Regions from separate parts of the Homo sapiens genome. Here region 2 is linked to region 1. The links are chromatin loops, found by intact Hi-C in ENCODE. Cell type or tissue: PC-9. All regions are shown on one strand.

The links. Hi-C counts contacts between places; a loop is a spot of excess contacts. Peaks named below come from ENCODE experiments on the same cell type or tissue, not always from the same donor. Only the 100,000 strongest peaks of a DNase experiment are listed, where the experiment ranks them.
Region 2: a loop joins it to region 1, with 8 times the contacts of the local background. A loop is called at or near these places in 11 of 110 quality-filtered maps.

The regions. Positions count from the first base shown.
Region 1 is chr17:82,885,819-82,893,818 of GRCh38, reverse strand. TBCD (tubulin folding cofactor D) reads right to left here. Exons shown (of 39, transcript NM_005993.5): 16 at 4,122-4,151; 17 at 187-272. Among named protein-coding and RNA genes, the nearest start is that of ZNF750, 50 kb to the right of the region's middle. RefSeq lists an enhancer at 7,940-8,000. In PC-9, no CTCF peak of the experiment used is centred here; DNase peaks (open chromatin) are centred at 4,178, 4,718 and 7,778; H3K4me3 peaks cover 1,673 bases; H3K27ac peaks cover 5,110 bases.
Region 2 is chr17:82,833,933-82,841,932 of GRCh38, reverse strand. The region is part of intron 13 of TBCD (tubulin folding cofactor D); the gene reads right to left. ZNF750 (zinc finger protein 750) reads left to right here and starts at 1,911. Exons shown (of 3, transcript NM_024702.3): 1 at 1,911-2,006. RefSeq lists an enhancer at 3,879-4,380. In PC-9, no CTCF peak of the experiment used is centred here; DNase peaks (open chromatin) are centred at 1,882 and 3,382; H3K4me3 peaks cover 2,405 bases; H3K27ac peaks cover 3,420 bases.

The sequences.
Region 1 (8,000 bases):
TGTCCAATCAACATGAAACACAAGTTTCAGTCACTGTTCCCAATTCCATTTTTAATTTTTCACACAAAAACTACATTCCATTGAGTGGACATTACAGGATGAAAAAAGAAAATGGTGGTAGCTGATTTCTGACATCCAATCTGATTTTAGAGTATTCTATTTTTGTGATATACATTAAAGACTTACCTTATAACCAGGAAACAGTTGGATCTGTTACCGACGGCAAAATAGTCAGCTGTGGTCAAAATATCAATACCATGAGGGAAAGTGCCCTAATAAGAAAGTGGAAATGGGGGAAAAAGAAGAATTTGAATGAACAAAGGCATTTCACCAAGTTCAATAATCACATCCACAGACATTTACACTCATGAACCCCGAGCCCTGAGGCAGGTGGTGAGCAAGCCACACACCACAGACATGGCTCGCCGAGGACTTCCACGTCACACTGACTTCCTGACGGTCTACCCAGGCAACACCACGCTAAATCATTGAAACCACTCACAAGTATTTCATCTTTTTCAAACAACTCAAACATTTCCACTTCGGTACGTGGTAAGAGACCTTTCCCGAAAACATACACCGTAAACGGTCTTCAGGTCTCAACAGTGTTACAGCCACTGACCTCCATCGGCCTGAGCCCCATGCCACAAAGTGCCACAAAGCTGGCAGGTCGGTGCACACCAGAGCGAGCAGGCCTGGGTCAGGTCGGGGATGCAGCCGCCTGCACGGTCTACAAAGCCTGGACCAGAGCCCAGGCCTCACTCAGCAGTCCCGGGCAGGCAAGACGTTGACTGGGGGCAGCTGGCCCAGCCGGTTCTTGGGGGTGGTGACAGCTGACCCCAGAAGCATCGAGGACCAGCAGCCGCCGAGGCTCTGACATGGGAGAGGCGGCACCTCCTCCCACCCCGCCACGACAGCCTCCCAGTGGAGCCCCAGCTCCAGCCCCGCAGCCTACATGGTGTTACTGATACCACTCTCAGGTTCCAGGATGTGAAATTCTGGAAACAACATAAATAATTTCCTAAGAAAATACAAATGACAAACTTTAAACCCCACATAGAAAGCCTTACAGCTATAAACCACAGCAGGGTTTTTCAAAGGTCTCCCAAGCCTGCCCACCTCCGAGGCCGGGATTCAGATCCTTCCTTGACGTCTTTAACCCATTCATCACCACCCTGCACTTGACCATTAAAACCTCACACCTTCATGTAATAGCTTCGCAAGTCAACGTAACTGAACAGCCAGCACTCCTGAGAACACCCGGGGCCACATCCCTCCTTCCCACCAGGAGAGGCCGGAATGAGCAGGTACCATGCGGCTTTCTTCCAGCAAATCTCTCCCAAGGGTTACACTGGGAGCTTGGGCTGATGGAGATACCATAAACTTCTGCCTGAGGCTGCTGCAATCAGTGACAGCATGAGCATCCTTCACTGAACCGTGAACAGGGGAGAAACCTGCACCCAGGTGGAGCTGTTGCGGCTCACTCTGCAGAAAGACAGCAGGTGCCACAACCTGGGATGTCGCCCACTGGGGTACAACTCCATGCCCCACATCACAGCAGGCAGGAGCCCAGGGAAACATCCGGGGTGGCCCAGGACCAGGTCTCACCGAGAACAAGAACAAGGGGACTCTGTGTCCAGCATCCCCCCACGGTGAGAACAAAGCAAGACCAACACAGGGGCCAAGGCTCTGTCTGGCCAGGCTAGGGCTGGAACAACAGGCTCCGAGCAGACAAAAGCGGGCTCAGCTGCCCTGAGCCTCAACTTCCTCACCTGTGCAGGGGGGAAGTGGGGGGCCTGGGTGTGGACAGGCCACCACAAGGGCCTGATGGTGTCGGGGGCCTGGACAGCACTCGCCTAGGAGCAGGGTCATAGGGCTGGAATGTCGGACAGGCCCTGAACGTGGAAGCTGCCCATGGGTTAGTCACAACCTGCTCAAGAGCCCCTGGGCTCAGTAGGGAGAAGGCAGAGACCACTCAGGACCAGAGTCTCCAACTCCAGCCAAGACGAACCTGGACAGAGAAGCTGGTCCCTCGTCTCTGCCCCCAGCCCCCTCTGTGTCCCCCAGGCCGCTCCCCAACCACCCCCCATCCCTGCTGCTGTTACCCAGCGGCCTCCACTGTAACGCATTTCTTACAACTTCATTCCAAATCTGTGTATTAGAAACAGCCTCCTCCAAATCCGAGGGTTTTTAGGCTGCTTCCCTGTGTGCTATGCGACACGTCCACTCCCGTTTGCTTTGCCTTGCCAAGTTCTCGACCTTCTTCTCAAATGTTTCTATCCAACCTCAGCAGGACATGGCCGTGCGGGGCTGGGAGACGCTCCGCACCTGCGCGTCTTGCATTTCTTTCAAAGTCTGTGTCTCTTCAAAATCTGTGCCGCTTCTTCCACGAGGCTCCCGCTGCCGTCCGCATGCTGGTCACTGTGCAGGATGCTCTGAGACTCACACTGCTCAGGCTCAGGACTGAGGTGCAAGACTCCCGCACCCACGGGAATATCCCATTTTCTGGCTGCTTGCCTAAATTTAGACCAAGTGTAAAGGCCTTTCCTTTCCCTGTCAATCAATCCCCAACCTGAGCTGCCCCGATAAAGGTAACGTGGCTCAAATCCAGCCACACACACAGGGAGGCTGGTCAGCTCAGCTGCAGGGCCCCGTGGCTCCCTATGCGACTGGGCTGCTCCTCCCAGGAAGCAGCATCTGGGAACCCGGAACACAGAGTGATGGCGGAGTGCGCCCCAGGGCCCACCCAGCACGGTCGTCACCCCGGGCTCTGGCCTCAGCACGCCCCTCTCCAGTGGGGGCTCTGGAGGGGCTGGAAGCCCAGGGACAGGGAGACTTCTTCTCCTGGGCTCTCACTTTCCAGGAAGCTGGCAAGTCCCTAGGCTCAGCTAAGTGGTTTCCAACAAGCTCCTTCTTCCTCACAGCAGCCACACTCTCCACTCAAAAGACCAAACCTCGTTCACATTCTCCTTGGCCTGGGCGGCTCTTGCTGTCTGCACACCCAGGCTCCCCTTGCAAGGCTGGTGTCTCTTCCTAGTGAACTGGCTCCGACCAGGGCTCAGGGCTCTGAACACATGCAGGCCCCACGGCACCCCAAGGATGCTGGGTGGGCCTCGGCTGCCTCGGGCCAGCAAGAAGTAGTCACGCCCCTTCCTGGGCTCCGTCTACAGAAAGCCGCCCACACCACTCACGCCAGGCTCCTCCAGAACCATTTCAATAACAGGCGCAAGTCCTCGTCCGCCCGCCTCTCCAGCTGACTCTGGCATCCGGCTTTTCCTGTGGACTCATTTGGCCTCAATGCTTCCACTCCAGGTCAGACACCTTGCCTGGAGGGCTCCCCACAGGTCAGAAGGGTCCGCAGGCCCACGTCCACCCCATGCCGCCCCACACCACCTGGCCACAGCCCAGACCCCGGCTGCATTTGCTTTGCTGTCCGGGAACTCCAGAGCCTTCTCGGCTGACTTCTCGTGGGAACTTTGCTCCCCGCCCAGGTCCAGCCCAGACCCCGGTCCCCTCTCCGGCCTCTGTCCCACTCTCCTGCAAGACCCAACCACACGCCCAAGATGTGACGTCATCACACACAACATGAGTAACCTGGGGCCCCCCATTCACAGGCGAAGCTGACCAGTGACCAGATGTCAGGGTCAGAGGGCACAGCAAAAGCAGCCCCAGCATGATGTGGGGTCGTGGGGTCATGGGGTCCGTAGCTTCTGGGAGCTGACTTCTGGGCCCGTCTATGGTCTGGATGAGGCACAAGCTGACGTCAACAGAGCCAGCTCCTGCTCTGTGTGGGATGAGGCGGGGTCAGGTCTGCGTCCCCGCAAGGCCAGGCTGGTCCCAGGGACCCGCCCCACCCTGCAGAGCCACATTATGTGGCTCTTGGCAACGTGTAAAGCACAGCTTTCCGGCCTGTGTGTGTAAATTACTGTACATGCAGGTTCCCTGTGAAACAGGACTCGCTGTTTAACATGTGCGTCCTATAGTGAACTCATGACCCTGGCATTGATGTAGCCACACCACATCTCACAGTGCGAGAAGACACCAGGGTTATAGCTCTCAAGATTCCTACCTATAAACCCGCAGGAAGTTTTTGGAATAAAGGTGTTTGAAAGCAGCCATACCTGTCTCCCCACATTCTCCTGGAAGGCGGCCTGCGGAGCAAAGAACAAACACAGCAGGTGAGCGAGGTCAGCTTCCGCCAACACCAGAGGCAAGTTCAGAACAAACAGCACAACGTGAATGACCCACGGCTTTATTTTTTAAATAAAAGCCCTCATTGTTGGCTGAACAGAGCCTCAAGGTGCGTCACTCTGTTTTTACGTCCTGGTGCTCTTTAAAACCACAATTTAAGAATTCAAGTTTATAAAATCAGACACATCCTGAAAAGTGGCCTTTACCACTGAGCCTCCCAGCAGCACCCACGCGGAGGCCCCGGCTGTCAACTCAGAGAGACAGACAGGCAGGTTAAATCAAAGCCCAGAGCCCGAACACTCTTCCTCAGGAGTGAGGCAGCTCATGGTCACCAACTGGCACCACGTGCCGCCCTCCAGGGAGGGCGCCCTGCCCGCACCCATGGCACGGTGTCAATAGGCTCTCCAGGCCGAGTCCCAGGGCCGGGCACAGGCCCAGAGCAAGGGCTGCTGAAAAGGTCAAAATGTGAACTTCAACAGGATGAAGTGCTTCCAGGAGGCCTCTCATGTCCTCCCCAAACACCCTGCCCCCCTTAGGCGCACCGACCAGGCAGAGCAGGTTACCTGGGCAAGGTGACAACCACACCTCCCTTCCCATGTGTCACCAGCTGGTGCCCCGTCCTTCCCAAAAGCACCCGGGCTCCGAGTTCTCAGGGCTGGAGACACAGGAGACTTCAGTGTCCCAGGAAGACCCAGCAAAGTGCACCCACGGCCACACCACACACACCACCAGCAAGGGGCGAGGCCAGGGAGGCTGGCGGCTTCAGGGACCACGCTCTGGAGGAGCGACCTCCCGCCTGGCAGGATTCCTGCCAACACTCGCCTGGGGGCTTCCTGAGAGCAAGGTTGAGCGATGGCTGCTGGGAGGAGCACACACAGACGGGCACCAAGTAAGGAGCCGAACACAGCCACCCAGGGTCTGTGCCCCCACCCCCCAGGGAAAAGGAGCAGACGCGCCCACCACCTCTGGCCAATCACACAGAAACCAGACGTGCGGGTGGCTCCAAGGCAGACCCCTGGGCTGGGCTGGAGATTGGAGGAAACAGGCGCTTCACAGCAGGCTGGGAGGAGGCCTGACTGCTGCTTTGCAAATTTGTAACTTTTGTGATAAATTCATTAGGAAAGTAAGAAACAAAACCCGCCAAAAGGCAATGCAACAAAGATATACTGTAACATCAATTTAACATACACTATTAGGAAGACATGTACCATTCCAGTGGTATCTAAAAGATGTTTTAAAAATTCAAGATTTATGTGGAAAAGCACAAGCCCTAAAACAGGGAAAACAGTCCTGAGAAAGAAGACGCTGGGAGGCATCTCCCTGCCCAGTGCGAAGGCTGACTATGCACAGCAGCATCGCAGCACAGCCCGTCACACAGTGTGCGCTGGCAGAACAGACACGCAGACCAACCAGCAGAACAGAAAACACGGGACAGCATCCCCGGGACCGGGCGAGGTGGAGTTCCCAGACCTTAAGAAAGTCTTCACGTCTTAAAAAGCACTAAAAACATGAGCCACAAAAACAAAAAACTGATCGAGACCCCAGCAAAATTAAAAAATTAAAAACTCTTGCCCTATGAAGAGGACGGAAAGATGAGCTACAGACTGGGAGAAAGCCAAACGCAAATCCAACAGAGGACCAGAATCCTACATATGTAAAGAGTGCCCTAAACTCAAGAACTACAAAAAACAATCCACTTAGAAATGAGTAAAAGACCTGAGCAGACATTTCACCAAAGAGGAGGTACAGACGGCAAGTAAGCCCGTGAAAGATGCTCCACACCATCAGGCATGACAGAAACGCAGGTAAAGACCACAACGACGTATCACCACATGCCTGTCAAAAAGGCCGACACAGAAAACAGTGGCCATGTCAGACACAAGCGAGGACAGAGAAAGGCAGGGCTGCGGGCAGGTGGTGGTGCGAACGTGAATGGTGCAGCTGCTCTAGAAAGCAGTTTAAATGTCCAACTACCACGACCCAGAAACTACTCCTGGCATTTAACCCAGAGAAATGGAAGTTACACTCACACGAAAACCTGAGCACGAATGTTTACAGCAGCTTAAAGACTAGAAACCATCCTGATGTCGTAATACATGAATGGTCACACAAACCACGGCACCACTCAGCAACAGAAGCAGCAAACCAGCACCACCCACCACGCTCGGGGTGGGTCTCCAGAGAGCTGTGCCGAGAGAAGAAAGCTACAGCATTAGAGGCCACAGAGTCCATTTACACAGCATTCTCGAGATGACAGAATAGAATAGGCAACGGAGAGCCGACCGGTGGCTGCCAAGGGTCAGGAGAGGGAAACAGCAGGGACTGTGGGCAAAGCAGTAGCACAGGCCTCTCGGGAAGACAGGGCTGCTGTGTATCCTGATTGTGGTGGTGGATACGTGAATTTGTATGTGATACAATCACACAGAAGTAAACGCGTGAGCGCACGTGCGCGCGCGCGCACACACACACACACACACACACACACACACACACACAGAGTACAGGTAAAACCAAGGAAGAAGGAATAAGACTGGTGGGTTGGCTCAATGTTCTAGGCTGTGATGTTCCATTGCGGTTTTGCCAGATTTCATCATGGAGGCAATGGTGAAACACGCATGGGCTCTCCCTGCATTAGTCTTTAAAACTCCATGTAAATCTCCGCCAGGCACAGTGGCTCACGTCTGTAATCCCAGCACTTTGGGAGCCGAGGCAGGCAGATCACTTCAGGTCAGGAGTTCGAGACCATCCTGGCCAACATGGTGAAACCCCGTCTCTACTAAAAATACAAAAAGTAGCCGGGCATGGTGGTGCACGCCTGTAATCCCAGCTACTCGGGAGGCTGAGGCAGGAGAACTGCTTGAACCCGGGAGGCCGAGGTTGCAATAAGCCAAGATCGCACCACTGCACTCCAGCCTGGGTGACAGAGTGGGAGGGGAGGGGAGGGGAGGGGAGGGGAGGGGAGGGGAGGGGAGGGGAGGGGAGGGGAGGGGAGAAAACTGCATATAAATCTCAATTATCCCAAAATAAAAAGTCACAAATAGAGGTCAGACACTATGTATCAAACGAAATGCTGGAAGAAAAAGATTTAAAATCTTCTCAGTTAAATGTAGGCTTTAAGTGCCTTTACTTTAACTGTGAGTGAACGGGGCCCCATCTCCCTTCCTCATGATGAACAAGAAGCCACGACCACACCCCATCTCTACTGCCCATTCCTTCCCCGCCGGGAGACATGTCTTCTTGCAATGTCAGCACGTTTGGGGGTCTGCTAGATTCCTTCCAATATGCAGAAAAACCAGCATTCAGCAACGAACACAGCTGGAACTGTTTTCACAAACTCACTCACACACTGACTGCCTGAGTCGCCATGCTCCTGCCAATGCTGAGAACCAGCTGCAGCACCTTCCTCACAGCGTTGCTGGGAGGGTCACAAACCATGGGATGGACGACCGCGGCCAGTCTTGACATGGGAGCACCAGGGCAATGCAGGGCGTCTAGAGTTCAGGGGCAAGGGACCGTGTCCAGCCCCAAGGAGGGACAGGACTTCAACGCCTTTTGCTGCTGCCTCCTGGCCGGTGCTGAAGAGGCCTCAGGGCCTCACAGGGGTGACCTCACCCAGTGACACAGCGTCAAACAGGAAGCCAAGCTGAGCCAGAAAGACCGAGACATTGTTATCTGAAAGCAGCAGCTCCAAAAAATGATTCCCAATTATGAGGCCCTCAATCCTCACATTTCCAACTAAGCTTCAAAAAGGTGTCTTTTACCTTTGGCTGTTTTAATTTTGCAAGCTACAGGGTAAGCTAGGTGCACTC
Region 2 (8,000 bases), 52 kb after region 1:
TAGGGAGGCCTCTGAAGTGCTACTAAGTGAGGATGAGGTTCCAGCTGATCTCAGGATTCCAGCTGCCCCTCCAGGACAGAAGGCAGGTGAGTAAAGCTGTCCTGGACCCTCCAGACCAGTCACCTGCCAGCTTTCTCCCACGGAGCCACCTCAGTCAGTGTCCATGAAACAGAAGCAGCACTCGGCCAGGCCCTCCACAAACTCCTGACACAATATATCCTAAGACGTAATAAAACGGTGCTTGTTTTAAGCCACTAAGTTTGGGATAGTTTGCTATCCAGGAATAGGTAAGAGGGACAGGGAACTGCTGTTTTTTGTCATAAGACTTACATAACTCTTTTTGACTTCATAAAGTATATGGATGTCTCAATGGACAAAAGCCACCAAAAAAAATTTTAAGGTATTAAACCATCCTAGGAAACATGGCAAAACCCTGTCTCTACAAAAAATTCTCCAGGCATAGTGACCGTGCCTGTAGTCCCAGCTACTGGGGAGACTGAGGCGGGAGGATCACTCGAGTCCAGGAGGTTGAGGCTACAGTGAACCGTGATCGCACCACTGCACTCCAGCTTGGGTGACAGGGCAAGACCCTGTCTCAAAAGAAAAAAAAAAGGAATTAAATATAAAAGTAAACGCAAAGCCATGTAAAATCTTAAGTCTTAAGGAAAAAAATAACAAAAACAAAAAAACAGACCGGGTGCAGTGGCTCACACCTGTAATCCAAGCACTTTGGGAGGCCGACGTGGGTGGATCACAAGGTCAGGAGATCAAGACCATCCTGGCTAACACGGTGAAACCCCATCTCTACTAAAAATACAAAAAATTAGCCGGGCGTGGTGGCAGGCGCCTGTAGTCCCAGCTACTCGGGAGGCTGAGGCAGGAGAAACGCAGTGAGCCAAGATCATGCCATTGCACTCCAGCCTGGGCAGCAACAGTGAAACTCTGTCTCAAAAAAAAAAAAAAAAAAAAAAAAAAAAACCAGTTTGTCTGTCCTGGCCAGCTCGTCCCTATGCCACAGCCCTGCAGCCTCTGCCCTGCAGCCTCAGGCTCATCCAAGGGCCTGACACCAGCTCATCCCACCTCCTTTCCCAGTCCTCAAACCGACACCACATGCCAGCCTTCGCTACAACTGGGGTGCGGCCTCCGATTAAGCAAGCAAGCAGTTTTGGTGGGGGGGTGTGGAGGTAAAAACTGGCCCCCAAGTTAAGTGCCTCTGCAATTTAAAGTGGGGGGAGGGTGGTTTGCGGGAGTGCACAGCTGGCCCCCTCCCCCGCACCCACACACCCTGCTCCGCAGCTCTTGCGGTGCCTGGTGTCGGGCAAGCTCCGGCAGGTCCCTGCAGCCAGGCTCTGGGATAAGCTCCCTCCCTGCCGGCTCAGCTCCTGAGGAGGACCAGGGACAGAGACTCTCAGGAGCAGGGTAGAGGGTGGAAGGTCCACAGATCCTCAAAGGCCTCACTGGACCTCATGGCAAGGACGCCATGAATACTGTGCCTCCCAGGGTATGCGCGCTTGAGAATCAATCCAAGTGTTTGCCTCCTGCGTACACATGCTCAAGTTCTAAAGGAAAGTCTCACATGTCTTTATCATGACGCCAAATATTCATCGGGTGTGATTCTGATGAATATAGTAATCTCTATTCTAACTGCGGACACATCGAAAGCCCTCTGACATATGGCCGTCCAGGCAGCACCGACGCCGCACTCACAGACAGTTGAGTCTGGAGACAGCGCTGGGAGTCGGCGAGATAACTTGCTTGCTGGGTCCAGTGCTGGGGAGGCTGCCCGCAGCAGCTCGGTGGGTGCAAACACATGAATCGTAGCTGCGGGCAGGAGGAATATCAGGTGCATCTCTACGCCCCGAGGGCTCAACTCCTACACTTAAATCCCTCCCACTGGAACAGCAGGCTCCAGTTTCACCCAGCAAGCGTGAGAACAGGTACTGCTTCCTGAGCACCGCCAGCCACCGGCACCAAGACCGGCCACATCCCAGCACTGCCCACCTCTGGTAAGTACTCACTATTTCTTTTCAAATTCAAGTTTTATTTTAAAACTCTTCTCAGACGTATCTAAAATACCCAGCTGAACGCAGCGTTTGCTCCGTGTCTGCTCTGCCTTGCTCTGGGCTCCGAGGATTACTCAGGACCCAGCAGGTGCATGGCTGGGATGCAGACCACGATTACAAAACTTCTAATGAGGCTGACACTTTATTCTAAGAACATGAACAAGCTTATCTGGAAATTAACTCCTTGTTCTGCCCTAAAATTCATAAAAGTTAAACCAACACAAATTCATATTATTGCTTAACTGCTCCTAACCTCAAAAACAAACTACAATAAATGCTAACAAGAGGTAAGGGTCATATATATATGTGTGGTGTATGTACATTAGGGTGAATTTAGGGTTATATGTGTGGTGTATGTACATTAGGGCTGAATTTAGGGTTATATATATGTGTGGTGTATGTACATTAGGCTGAATTTAGGGTTATATATGTGTGGTGTATGTACATTAGGGCTGAATTTAGGGTTATATATATGTGTGGTGTATGTACATTAGGCTGAATTTAGGGTTATATATATGTGTGTGTGGTATATGTACATTAGGCTGAATTTAGGGTTATATATGTGTGGTATAAGTACATCAGGCTGAATTTAGGGTTATATATATGTGTGGTGTATACACATTAGACACAGCTGAATTTAGGGTTATATGTTTGTGGTGTATGCACATTAGACAGTGCCGAATTTACTATCTAGTTTAACTTTTAATAGTTTTAAAGTTTAAAATAAGTACATAAGCTTACATGAAGTTTAAAATTGGGCATAAGCTTTCGAAAACAAAACCAAACCAAAGGGGTTAAGTTTCTGTTTGGTTGTTAAGGTCTTCTGTACATATAGACACAGATACAAAAGGGTTTTTTTCCTTATATGAAATTTCTCATAAACTTGATTTGGAGGAGAACAATTACTGACCAAGCACAGTCCGTCCACATCTGTGCCCCTAATTTTCACTGCGCATTAGCAAAGGCCTTCCAGCATTTCTGACCGGAGTTTCAGGATGAGGCGGCGACTGTAAAGTGGTGAGCGTTTGTTTACGAGCTCAGGTCTGTAACTCGGGATCTCCTGCCGAAACTAGAGTTAAGAGCCCCTGGTTGTTTTTCTGGATCCATTCTTCCAAATTACATTCCCAAAGACTGTCTTTTCCCCAGGTCTTGGTTGTCCTGAGGTTTATCTTTCATTTTAAAGAACCGAAAGGCTGGGAGGGAGTGGCAGTCAATCACTGGAAAAGCTCAATTGGAGTAAAACTCACAAATCTCGTTCTTGCGACATCACAGTGGGTAGGCGACAATGGTGTGTCCTTGAGTTATGCAACAACGCCACATCACAATATTGTAATTACAGCATGCCCTTCACAATGCTCCAGCCGAGCAGGCTCCTTGCCAGACAGCTGGACACCACCAAAAGGAACATTACAGCACAATCTCAGGGCACAGGTTAGGACGCATGACAAGCATAGTTACCCAGCCTGTCACAGAAACGTCCCATAAAGTTAAACTGTAATTACTTCCGCTGTGTCCTATCAAAGTTTTTTTTTTTAAGAACTCTTTCTCTTGTCTATTTTTCAAAGTTCAAACTCCTTAGAAGCTTGTTAAGCATCCCAACTTCTCACTATTACCCTAACAACTGTCTGCTGCATTAACTGTCCACACTTAGGAACCTTTGGAAAGACAGTATATTGGCAATTTAGACACAACCCCATGGCCAACCGAAACCACTCACTCTTCAAAGCACTGTCTGTGTGGGCAGCTACGCCCCAACACCCGGCCCAGTGCACGTTGAGCAGGAAGAGAAGCGAGCTCTCAGCTCAGCGCACTTTCCAGAAGCCAAGTGCATCGGCTGAGCACACAACATTTAAAATATTTAGAAAGGCACAGAGTGGCATCTGTAAATATGGCAAGAAAAGCCTGGTGAAAGCTCAGCTGGATCCTGAGCATGTTTGAAGCCACTGCACCCCACTGTTCTTACGCCCTTTAGTGTAGACACTGTCTACATTGGCTGCTTGATCTGAAATAACTTGGAGAAAGAAGGCTTTGTGCCAGGCCAGGCTCGGAGGAGGTGTGTTGGAGAAGAGGGCACACATTAGCCAGCAGCAGTCAGGGAAGACTCTGCATAAGTATTTCAGCAACAGCCACCTTTGATCCAGATCTGGAAGCTCTGTGGCATGTCCACCCTGCTAACGCTTCCTGCCGATCCAGTGGGAAATGAGAGGAGGATGAAACCCTCCTTCAGGATCACACCGAGGTCTTCACTGTAAAACACGCTAGCACTGCAGTTCTCAAATGAAAGCAGATAATGAATGAGACTCTGCTTTATTAACAGACAGACAGACAGCTCTCCGGGCATGTTATTAACTAAAATGGAAACACACCTCCCCCAGGAGAGAAAGACGCTCCGCACTTCTTTATCCCCTCTAGAGAAAAACTGCACCTCTAAATACAAATCCAAATTACTGTAAACAGCTAGATTTCTGGGTTACACTGTTTGGGCAACAACATACTCTTTTGGGAATATTTAACACCAGCAGCTGCCAGAGTACAAAGTCGGGCTGGTAGAAACTGACCACACAGAGACTATTTCAAACGCTGTGCCCACAGACAGCTGTGACAGCCTGAGGTACTGGCCGTCGGGTTTGGTTTCTTCATCCTTATAAACCTCACTTAAGCAGGACACAGAACTCACAGGCTGACATCATCATCATTTGAAAGCTTACCAAAGCAACAATGTTATCCCACTTACTTCTCTGACACTATTGTAGTTTTACAGATCAGGTGACCTACGCCCGGCTTACAACTGAAGCAGCTGTGCTCCCTGTTTTAATTAGCAAATTGTGCAAGCCTGAGAGGTCGGTTTATCCAAGGTTACTAAAACCACTGCCCGAGACTCCATATCGACACCAATTCCCTTCGAGCAATTGAGCTCCAAACACTCTCACCACCAGGGGCTTCCTCCCTGCCACACCCGCTTACGTGAACTAACTGATCAAAGAACAAAAGGGCAAATCTGACTAGAAAACAGACATATTCATTTAAAAGCAATTATTTCCCTAATTACTATTTTGGGCAACAGCAGAGCTTACACGTAACCTGCCTGTTGTAAAGCTTTTGAGAAAATCTAACCAACACGGGTTTTGTGGGTTTTTTTGTTTTTTTGTTTTTTGGTTTTGTTTTGTTTTGTTTTTTTTTTTGCCTAAAAGTATCAGCAATGTGAAATAATGCTGCTTCGAAAACTGAAGTCCTCATTTTCTTAAATCCTGAGGGAATCATTTGCTCCTCTGAGCGCTTGTGTTTCAGGCGCTAGAGGTATCAGCAATGTGAAATAATGCGGCTTCGAAAACTGAAGTCCTCAATTTTCTTAAATCCTGAGGGAATCATCTGCTCCTCTGAGGGCTTGTGTTTCAGGTGCTAGAGGCGGCGTTTCGGTCTCGCGAGGACGCAGCTCTCACTTGATGAACATTTTGCAACTGTCATCGTTTCGATCCTGATGCTTCCAGCTAGTGATGAAATCATCAGCTTTCAGATCCCTGCCGTAACACATCCTATACAATCATGGGAACCTGACTTGCAGAGGTTCTCACGCCTTCAGAACCAGGGAGCGCGGCGAGGCATGCCGGCACAGGCCCCACTGACTGAGCTGGCTGGCCCAGCGTTTGGCTGGAACCAGGCACCCGGCTTCTCTACTTCCTGAAGGGAGGCAGGGAAACTGCTTTCATCACCCAGAGCAGGTCTGCCCCACACGGTAGGGACTGAGCCCATAAAGAATTATTTCACGTTCTTTCTTCTAATAGGGGGAAATTAGAAAGACAGAGCTATCATTACGTGTTTCATTTGCTTGGCCTTGACCCGGTGCCTTGTAGCTTCTGTGGCAGCCCACGGTGGGAGACGGGTGCTGAGCGCGGGGTCTGAGCCCAGGGTGTCACCCGACACCCTCCCTGGTTGTAGGGTAACAAACATCTTGTCCTCATCCAAACCGTGCCTCGCTGTCCCTGCTACACAGAAACTCATCACAGCGAAGGTGGCAGGTCAGCAGAGCCCCTTTTCTACCCAAACCACTTCTTAGTAAATAAATGTCTTAAAGAACTTAAAGTATGTTAATAGAGGCAGTTTGTAGGGGGAAGGGTGGTTGTGTTTTTAAGAATTATAAATAAATGAGCCAGGCACGGTGGCTCATGCCTGTAATCCCAGCACTTTGGGAGGCTGAGGCGGGCAGATCGCCTGAGGTCAGGAGTTCAAGACCAGCCGGGCCAACATAGTGAAACCCCATCTCTACTAAAATTACAAAAAAATTAGCTGGGCGTGGTGGTAGGCACCTGTAATCCCAGCTACTAGGGAGGCTGAGGCAGGAGAATCTCTTGAACCCAGGAGGCAGAGGTTGCAGTGAACCGAGATCGCACCACTGCCCTCCAGCCTGGGCAACAAGACCAAAACTCCGTCTCAAAAAAGAAAGAAAGAAAGAAATATGAATAAATCAGTAGAGAAACCAGTTTGCTGAGAACAAAATCAGAGCACTTCCCCAGAGTTCGGGGCAGCCATATGAAAGCCCAGCCACCACCCCTGGCCCCTGGCGTGTGGGAGGAAGGACACGGGTGCAGGGAGGAGGGGTGGCGCCTTGCTTCAGGGACAGCTGCCTCCTAGGCTCCCACACACGTTGCTCTATTTTCAAGGGGCGGCTTTTCACTTGACTTTTAGCCACCCTGATGTCTACACATAAAACCTCACAGACTCAAGAATGGGCACATCTGCCCATTCCTTAAAAAAAATACTGCAGTTGAAACAGTTTTCTTAAGTCATTTCCATTTAGCTTTTTTTTGAGGCAGGGTCTCATTCTGTTGCCCACCAGGCTGCAGTGCGGTGGTGGGATGACAGCTCCCTGCAGCCTCAATCTCCTGGGCTCAAGGGATCCTCCCACCTCGGCCTCCCAAAGTGCTGGGATTACAGGCATGAGCCACGGCCCCCAGCCCTCCATTTAACTTTACTTTAATGTATTTTTTTTTTATTATACTTTAAGTTCCAGGACACAAGTGCAGAACGTGTAGGTTACACAGGTAAATGTGTGCCATGGTGGTTTACTGTACCCATCAACCGATCATCTAGGTTTTAAGCCCTGCATGCATTAGCTATTTGTCTTAATGCTCTCCCTCCCCCCGACCCCCACCCCTAAACAGGCCCTGGTGTGTGATGTTCCCCTCCCTGTGTCCATGTGTTTTCACTGTTCAGCTCCCACTTATGGGTGAGACCATGCACGTTTGGTTTTCTCTTCCTGCGTTAGTTTGCTGAGGATGCTGGCTTCCAGCTCCATCCATTTCTCCCTGCGAAGGACATGATCGCGTTCCTTTTTATGGCTGCACAGTATTCCATGGTGTATATGTGCCGCATTTTCTTTATTCAGTCTATCACTGATAGGCATTTGGGTCATTTAACTTTATTTTTAAGCTGTTTGAAAATATTTAGACCCTAAAGACCTTTTCTTTTTTACATTTTTAATACGAATTAAAGTGCTTAGCCTTGATCCATTGCACCTCCACCCCATCTCCCACTCACCCTGTCTCCCAGGCACAGTTGCTGCTTGAGTCGCTCCAGGCCCAGCTGCCAGGTGGACAGTCCCAGACTCTCAAAGCCTTTGTTCTGGGACGGGTGCGGTGGCTCACGCCTCTAATCCCAGCACTTTGGGAGGCTAAGGCAGGTGGATCACCTGAGGTCAGGAGCTCGAGACCAGCCTGGCCCACATGGCAAAACCCCGTCTCTACTAAAAATACAAAAAAAATTAGCTGGGCATGGTGGTGGGCGCCTGTAATTCCAGCTACTCGGGAGGCTGAGGCAGGAGAATCGCTTGAACCCAGGAGGCGGAGGTTGCAGTGAGCTGAGATTGCGCCATGGCACTCCAGACTGGGCAACAAGGGAGAAACTCTGTCTCAAAAAAAGAAAAACAGCCTTTGTTCTCAG